Linked DNA regions of Homo sapiens: region 1 is linked to region 2. A link is an interaction called in ENCODE POLR2A ChIA-PET data of the cell type or tissue named here. Cell type or tissue: CD4-positive, alpha-beta T cell. All regions are shown on one strand. Links, peaks and the distances in the headings refer to the core of each region. The heading gives the core; the rest is flanking DNA. Region 1 overlaps XPO1 (exportin 1). Region 2 overlaps USP34 (ubiquitin specific peptidase 34).

Region 1 (4,392 bases), core at 247-4,246, 61 kb before region 2:
CACTAATTTATTTAGAACAAAAAGTCAGAGACCAGTAATGGGTCCTTTTCTGTCAAATTTCAAGCTGAGCTGTTTCTGCTACTTAGAAACATTTCGATTTTCTACCTAGATATGTATTATATCATTGCTAATTATTTATTTATTTATTTATTTATTTATTTGAGGTGGAGTCTCACTCTGTCGCCCAGGCTTGAGTGTACTAATTTATTTTTAAGTGCAGTTTAACATTGGATTTTTTTTTTTTTTTTTGAGACGGAATCTTGCTCTGTCGCCCAGACTGGAGTGCAGTGGCACGATCTTGGCTCAGAGCAACCTCTGGCTCCTGGGTTCAAGCGTTTCTCCTGCCTCAGCTTCCCAGGTAGCTGGGATTACAGGCATGAGCCACTGCTCCTGGCCTACAGTTGGAATTTTTTGTTGTTGTTTTTGAGACGGAGTCTTGCTCTGTCACCCAGGCTTGAGTGCAGTGGCGCGATCTCAGCTCACTGCATTGTCCATTTCCTGGGTTCAAATGATTCTCATGCCTCAGCCTCCTGAGTAGCTGGGATTATAGGCGCGTGCCACCATGCCTGGCTAATTTTGTTGTATTTTTATTAGAGACAGGGTTTCACCATGTTGGCCAGGCTGGTCTGGAACTCCTGACCTCAAGTGATCTGCCTGCCTCGGCCTTCCAGAGTGTTGGGATTACAGGCGTGAGCCATCCGTCCGGCTGGAATGCTATTCTTAATTGACCTGCATTTATTTATTTATTTATTTATTTGGCAAGCCTTGAGGAAGGGATTTGGGGAATGAACAATGGTACTTGATCAAATAATCCTTGTACTAGGCAATCACAGTTTCTAGGGCCACTGTACCTGGCCATGGGGGTTTTATTGATAATAATCTGTAAGGAACAAAAGGGTTAGTACTATCGGAATTTTTGATTAGATGTAGTGAGCATTAAGGACATATGGAAAGTAGTTTGAAGTAAAATATATACAGTATAAGAGTCAGAATCAGCCAGGCGCGGTGGCTCATGTAATCCCAGCACTTCGGGAGGCCGAGGTGGGCGGATCACCTGAAGTCAGGAGTTCGAGATGGCCTGGCCAAAATGGTGAAACCCCATCTCTAGTGAAAATACAAAAAAAAGCCAGGTGCGGTGGCTCACGTCTGTAATCTCAGCACTTTGGGATGCTGAGGCAGGATAATCGCTTAAACCTGGAAGGCAGAGGTTGCAGTGAGCTGAGATCACGCCACTGCACACCAATCTGGGGTACAGTGAGGCTCTGTCTCAAAAAAAAAATACAAAAAAAGTAGCCAGACATAGTGGCATCTACTTGTAGTCCAGGGTACTCAGGAGGCTGAGGCAGGAGAATCACTTGAACCCAGGAGGCGGCCGTGTCAGTGAGCCTAGATCACACCACTGCACTCCAGCCTGGAAGACAGAGGAAGACTCCATCTCAAAAAAAAAAAAAAAAAGTGAGAATGTTGCATAGATTACCCAAGTTAATTCTTATAATTTAGTGTTCATTTAAAAGGAAAATTGATTTCCTACTTTTTGTTTTTAAAAATAGTATTAGGCTGGGTATGGTGGGTCAGGCCTGTAATCCCAACATAAAATGTGGCCAAGGCAGGAGGATTGCTTGAGGTTTGGAGTTCAAGGCCAGCCCCAGCAACAATGAGACCAGGAAAAATCAGCCAGGCACGGTGCTAAGCACCTGTGGTCCCAGCTAGTCAGCTAGCTGAGGCAGGAGGATCGCTTGAGTCCAGAAGTTCAAGGCTGCAGTGAGCTGTGATGGCACCACTGCATTCTAGTGTGGGCAACAGACCAAGACCCTGCCTCTAAAACAAAATGTAAAAAATATATTTTCCATTTCCCTATTCATTTTATGTATTTGTAGCATAAATGTTACTATGCATATTGACACTTAACACCATTAGATTTCTCTTACATGTATTACGTTGCTTTACTGCATTAGTAATATTTTTTTCGTAATTAGGAAAGTCCATAATTACTGTTACAGAAATTTTTTATTTGGGATATTGTGGGAAATGGCTAGTGTTGTCATAGTTAATAAAAATTATATAATTAAGTGCCATTGAAGAACCATAGTTTGAAAGTGAATTTAATACATTAGCTCATAGTTATACAATCTCACAAGCATTTTGCTGCCTTCAGGTTGTCAGTTTCCTGCTAATGCTAATGACTAAATTTTTTATTTTTCTTTTCAACGAAAATTTCACTCAGTTCTATATATGCCAGATGAGGCTTGGAACATACAGCTCTACAACCTTTAACTGCTTTTCCAAAAATCTGAACGCTATGAAAATGAAAAATCTTCATAATTTAACTGATTTGGTGACAAAGCGTAAAGTGAACAGATGTGAGAGTATTTGTAATTGTTAATTTTACGTAGTAGGAAATAGTAATTTGTTCAATTAGGGTTGCTACTTCATATCCTTTTAGTGTTTCAATATAGGTGTACCACACTACTTTTCCTTTAAAAATGTTCTCAGAATTTAACATTCTGCAACACTCTTGAACCCTGTGATTTTGGAGAATGGAACCTATAGTAGATGCTCAGCAAATTCTACATGATGCAAATTAAAATCAAGGATATGAGTATCATGTCTTAACTGTTTAAAGAGTAGGTTTTACTATGAAGAGATCCATAAGTAAAGAGCATTTGAAATGAAAACTTTTTCCTAAACTTCCCTCTTTTTTTTAACATTGTGTGTGTGAAGTTAATGTTGTATTTCTAATATGAGCTTAATGTTGCAATTAATGTATAGTGGAAAATAATAACACGTATATTAATTCATTTTTGAGACAAGAGTTCGCTCTGTTGCCCAGGCTGGAGTGCAGTGGCATGATCTCCGTTCACTGCAGCCTCCGCCTCTAGGCCTCAAGCGATCCACCGGCTTCATCCTTCCAAAGTGCTGGGATTACAGGAGTAAGCCACTGTGCCCAAGCCATCAATAAATTTTTATGGGTTAGAAGTTTGGGCCAGGCCTGGTGGCTCATGCCTATAATCCCAGCAGTCTGGGAGGCCAAGGCAGGTGGATTACTTGAGGTCAGGAGTTTCAGACCAGCCTAGCCAACATGGTGAAAACATGTCTCTATAAAAATACAAAAAGTAGCTGGGTGTGCTGGGCGCAGTGGCTCACGCCTGTAATCCCAGCACTTTGGGAGGCCGAGGCAGGCAGATCACGAGGTCAGGAGATCGAGACCATCCTGGCTAACACGGTGAAACCCCATCTCTACTAAAAATACAAAAAAATAGCCGAGCATGGTGGCGGGCGCCTGTAGTCCCAGCTACTTGGGAGGCTGAGGCATGAGAATGGCGTGAACCCAGGAGGTGGAGCTTGCAGTGAGGCGAGATCGCGCCACTGCACTCCAGCCTGGGCGACAGAGCGAGATTCTGTCTCAAAAAAAAAAAAATAGTAGCTGGATGTGGTGGTGCGTGCCTGTAATCCCAGCTGCTCAGGATGCTGAGGCAGGACAATTGCTTGAACCCAGGAGGTGGAGGCGGAGGTTGCAGTGAACCAAGATTGCACCTCTGCACTCCAGCCTGGGCAACAGAGCAAGACTGTCTCCAAAAAAAAGAAAGAAAAGGCCGGGTGCAGTAGCTCACACCTATAATCCCAGCACTTTGGGAGGCCGAGGAGGGCGGATCACTTGAGGTCAGGAGTTCAAGATCAGCCTGGCCAACATGGTGAAACCTTGTCTCTTATTGAAAATACAAAAATTAGCCAGGCATGGTGGTTGATGCCTGTACTCGGGAGCCTGAGGCAGGAGAATCACTTGAACCTGGGAGGCAGAGGTTGCAGGGAGCCAAGATTGTGCCACTGCACTCCAGTGTGTGTGACATAACAGGACTCCGTCTCAAAAAAAAAAAAAAAAAAGAAAAGAAACACATGGAACCAAATCAGGATGAAAGAAACTGGAATAGCAGTTTGTTATAGGCTGGGCTTGTTGGCTTGTTCCTGTAATTCCAGCACTTTGGGAGGCCCAGGCAGGAGGATCACTTGAGTCTATGAGTTTAAGACCAACCTGGGCAACAATGCCAGATCCCATCTTTAAAAATATGAATAGCACATTAAATTCATTGATTTTTTTTTTTTAAGTCTTGCTCTGTTGCCCAGGCTGGAGTGCAATGACGTGATGTCTGCTCACTGCAACCTCCACCTCCCGGATTCAAGTGATTCCCCTGCCTCAGCCTCCCGAGTAGCTGGGATTACAGGCACCCGCCACCACGCCCAGTTAATTTTTGTATTTTTAGTAGAGACAGGGTTTCACCATGTTGGTCATGCTGGTCTCGAATTCCTGGCCTCAGGTGATCCACCCACCTCAGCCTCCCAAAGAATTGCTGGGATTACAAGCGTGAGCCACCGCACCGGGCCGGAATTTTTTTA
Region 2 (4,392 bases), core at 260-4,259:
CTCGTGATCCGCTTGCCTTGGCCTCCCAAAGTGCTGGGATTACAGGCAGAGCCACTGTGCCTGGCCTGTAAGACATTATTATTATTTTATACAGTTTATGTTAATTTAGATTTACCCACATTTACTCTTTCTGTTGCTCTTCTTTTTTGTGTCTCTTGGCTTTCATCCGGGATCATTTTTCTCTTAGCAATTTTTTTTTTTTTTTTTTGAGACGGAGTCTCGATCTGTTGCCCAGGCTGGAGTGCAGTGGCGCAATCTCGGCTCACTGCAAACTCTGCCTCCCGGGTTCATGCCATTCTCCTGCCTCAGCCTCCTGAGTAGCTGGGACTACAGGTGCTTGCCACCACGCCCCGCTAACTTTTTGTATTTTTCGTAGAGATGGGGTTTCACTGTGTTAGCCAGGATGGTCTTGATCTCCTGACCTTGTGATCCGCCCGCCTCGGCCTCCCAAAGTGCTGGGATTACAGGTGTGAGCCACCGGGCCCGGCCAGCATTTTTTTTTTTTTTTTTTTTTTTTTTTAGTGTGGTTCTGCTGTTGACAGTTTTTTCTCTTAGCATTTTTTTGTGTGTGTGTGTTTAGTGTGGTTCTGCTGTTGACAAATTTTTTTTTCAGTGTTTGCTTGTTTTCTAAAGTTCATTTTTAGGCTAACACTGAAGTAGGATAATGAATTACAAGTTGGCAGTTACTATTGCTTCTTCAAACCAATCATTCCATTGTCCCCTGGCTTCCATTGTTTATACAGAGAAATCACCTATCGGTTTTACTGTTACTTCTTTGAAGATAAGTTTTTTCCTCACTTGCTCAGTTTTTTTTTTTTTTTGGTGTTAAGGAACAGAGTTTAATAGGCAAGAAAGAAACGATAAGGCAGAAGGAAGAGGCTCCCCTGTACAGAGACGGAGGGGGTGCTCCAAAGCCAAAAAAGGAGGTCTCCACGTGCGGTGGACACCTGCCAGGTATATATGCAGAGGCTGGAGGAGGCAATGTCTGATTTGCATAGGGCTCAGGGGATTTGTTTGACTAGGCATGTCATTCAGGTAGCCCGTGAAAAAGCTGGCCCTCCCACCCTAGCCCTTTAATGTGCATCATTTGCTCAGTTTTAAGATTTTCTTTGTTTTTGTCTTCAGTAGTTAACTATGACAAGTCCGCATCTGATTTTGTATTTATTGGGATTCATAGTGCTTCTTGAATGTGAGTTTTTTAAAAATTTATTTTAGAAGTACTTAGCCATTATTTTTTCAAATGTAGTCACTGCCTCAGTCTGTCTTTCATCACCTTTTGATCTTCCTTCTCTCTTTTGCTTTCTTCTATATTTTTATCCTTTTGGCTTTTGTGTCTTCATACTGCAGTCTGGATATTTTCTTTGACCCATCTTCCTTTTTCGATTTCTCAGTCTTGTTTAATCTGTATTAAAGCCATCTATCAATTTTAATTTCTGTTATTGTATATTTTAATTCTTAGGCTTTTGAGTTTTTTCTTTTTAATAGATTTTATTTTTGGGACAGGGTTTTGCTCTGTCACCCAGGCTGGAGTGCAGTGGCAGAATCTTGTCACCTTGACCTTCTGGGCCCAAGTGATCCTCCCACCTCAGCCTCCTGAGTAGCTGGGACTACAGGCATGCATGCCCCACCATACCTACAATTTTATTTATTTATATTTTTAGCAATGAAGTCTCCGTATGTTGCCCATGCTGAAGCAGTCCTGCTTTCGCCTCCCAGAGTGCTAGGGTTACAGGCATGAGCCACCTTGCCTGGTCAGCATTATTTTTTTACAGCAGTTTTTAGTTCACACCAAAATTGAGCATAAGGTGCAGATATTTCCGGTATGCCACCTGACTCCCCACACACGAAGCCTCCTCCATTATCAACATCTGACACCAGAGTGAGTGGTACATTTGTTACACTTGGTGAATCTACGTTAACATATCATTATGACTCAAAGTCCATAGTCCACATTAGGGTTCACTGTTGGGGTTTGACAAATGTGTAATAACATATCCACCAGTACAGTGTCGTACAAAGTAGTTTCACTACCCTAAAATCCTGTGTGCCCTACCCATTCATTCCTTCCTCCCCACTAATCACTGGCAACTGCTGATCTTTTTACTGTCTCCATAGTTCTGCCTTTCCTACTACATCACATAGTTGAAATCATACAGTATGTTGCCAGTTAAGATTGGTTTCTTTCATTTAGTAATAGGAATTTAAATGTTCTTTATGTATTTTCATGTCTTGATAGTTTTTTTTTTTTTAACACATCTGCTGGCAGGAAGATAGCTTTTTAAAAAATTTATTTTAATTGACGTAATAATTGTACGTGTTTATGGGATATGTAGTGATTTTTTTATGCAAAATTTCATCATATAGTGATGTGTTGATACATATATAGTGATCAGATCAGGGTAATTAGTGTATTCATCTCAAACATTTATCCCTTTTTTGCATTGGGAACCTTCTGTGGCCTCTTTGTAGCTATTTGAATCTATATAATGTATTATTGTTAACTGTAGTCATTTCACAGTTATGTAGAACACTGGAACTTATTCCTCCTATCTAGCTGTAATTTTTATCCTTTCACAAATCTCTCCCTATTCTTCCCTTTCCCCTGTCCTTTCCACCTTCTTGTATCCTCTGTTCTACTTTTTACTTACATGAGATGAACCTTTTTTTAGCTTCCACATGAGTAAGAACTTATGGTGTTTAACTTTCTGCTCCTGGCTTATTTCACATAAGATAATGTCCTCCAGTTCCATGTATGTTGCTGCAAATGACAGGATTTCATTATTTTTAATGGATGTATAATATTCCTCTGTGTGTGTGTGTGTGTGTGTGTGTGTGTGTGTGTGTACACACATCACATTTTGTTTATCCATTCATCTATCGTTGAACACGTAGGTTGATTTTGTATCTTGGCTACTGTGAATAGTGCTGTAATCGTGGGAATGCAGACGTCTCTGATACAGTGTTTTCCTTTCCTTTGGATAAATGCCTAGCAGTGGGATTGCTGGATTATATGGTAGTCGTGTTTGTAGTTTTTTGAGGAGCTTTGATACTGTTCTCTATAGTGGCTGTGCTAGTTTACGTTCCCACTAACACTGTATAAGAGTTCCCTTTTCTGTGCATCCTTGCCAGCATTTGTTATTTTTTGTGTTTTTGATAATAGCTATCCTAACTGGGGTAAGATACTTCATTGTGGTTTTGATTTGCATTTTCCTGATGGTTAGTGATGTTGAACATTTTTTTCACATATTTGTTGGCCATTTGTATATAATCTTTGAGAAATGTCTATTCACATTGTGTGTGCATTTTTAATTGGATTTTTTCTTTTTTTTTTTTTTTGCTGTTAAGATGTTTGAGTTCCTTGTAAATTCTTGATGTTAATCCCCTCAGATGAGTAATTTGCGTATAGTTTGTCTCATTCTGTAGGTTGTCTTTTTTTACTCTGTTGATTTTTGCCTTTGCTATACAGAAGTTTTGTAGTTTGACATAATTCCATTTGTTGTTTGTTGCCTGTGCTTTTGAAGTCTTTATTCATAAAATCTTTTCCCAGACCGATGTCCTGAAGCATTTCCCCTGTTTTGTTCTAGTAGTCTTATAGTTTTGTTAGTTCTTTGAGCCATTTTGAGTTGATTGTTTATGTAGAGGAGTGAGGGTATAGTTTCATTGTTGTGCCTATGGATGTCCAGTTTTCCTAGCACCATTCATTGGAGAGACTGTCCTTTCCCCAGTGAACATTCTTGGCACCTTTGTCAAAAATCAGTTGACTGTAGATACGTGTATTAACTTCTGGGCACTCTGTTCTGTTCCGTTGGTTTATGTATCTGTTCTTATGTCAGTACCATGCTGTTTTGGTTACTACAGCTTTCAATATATATTTTTAGGTCTTTTCTTTTTTCTTCCTTTTTTTTTTTTCTTTTCTTTTCTTTTTTCTTTTTTTTTTTTTGTAATGCAGTCTCTCTCTCTGTTGCCCAGGCTGTAGTTCAGTGGTACCATCACAGCTCACTGCAGCCTTGACCTGAGCACAGTTGATTCTCCCACCTCACCCTCTCAAGTATCTGGGACTACAGGCATGCATCAAGATGCCTGGTTAATTTTTTTTTTTGGCACTTACGCATTTCTGTGCCTGTTGAGTGGTGGCAGGAGCAGCCCTAGGCTGGGCAGCCGAGTGGCCGAGCAGAAGTTACAGGGACACAGGGGCACCTCTAGCCCCAGAGAGGGAGACTGGGGCTTTGGGAGCTGTGTGGCCCTGGGCTCCAGAGGAGGCCTCCTGACATCTCTTCCCCCAACCAGCTCTAGTCTCTCTGCAGCCACCTTTTCAGGAAGGGCAGGGACTCCATAAAGCTCCAAAATTTACTGCCTTTCTCATTACAGGGGCTGGGAGGTGGGGCGCAGAAA

The links. ChIA-PET counts read pairs that join two places held together with the same protein. Peaks named below come from ENCODE experiments on the same cell type or tissue, not always from the same donor. Only the 100,000 strongest peaks of a DNase experiment are listed, where the experiment ranks them.
Region 1: POLR2A ChIA-PET joins it to region 2 with 5 read pairs; 10 of 35 experiments call an interaction of 5 or more read pairs at or near these places.

What each region holds. Positions count from the first base shown.
Region 1 is chr2:61,502,456-61,506,847 of GRCh38, reverse strand. The region is part of intron 4 of XPO1 (exportin 1); the gene reads left to right. Among named protein-coding and RNA genes, the nearest start is that of USP34-DT, 34 kb to the right of the region's middle. In CD4-positive, alpha-beta T cell, for the core only: no CTCF peak of the experiment used is centred there; no DNase peak of the experiment used is centred there.
Region 2 is chr2:61,441,351-61,445,742 of GRCh38, reverse strand. The region is part of intron 1 of USP34 (ubiquitin specific peptidase 34); the gene reads left to right. Among named protein-coding and RNA genes, the nearest start is that of SNORA70B, 26 kb to the right of the region's middle. In CD4-positive, alpha-beta T cell, for the core only: no CTCF peak of the experiment used is centred there; a DNase peak (open chromatin) is centred at 1,972.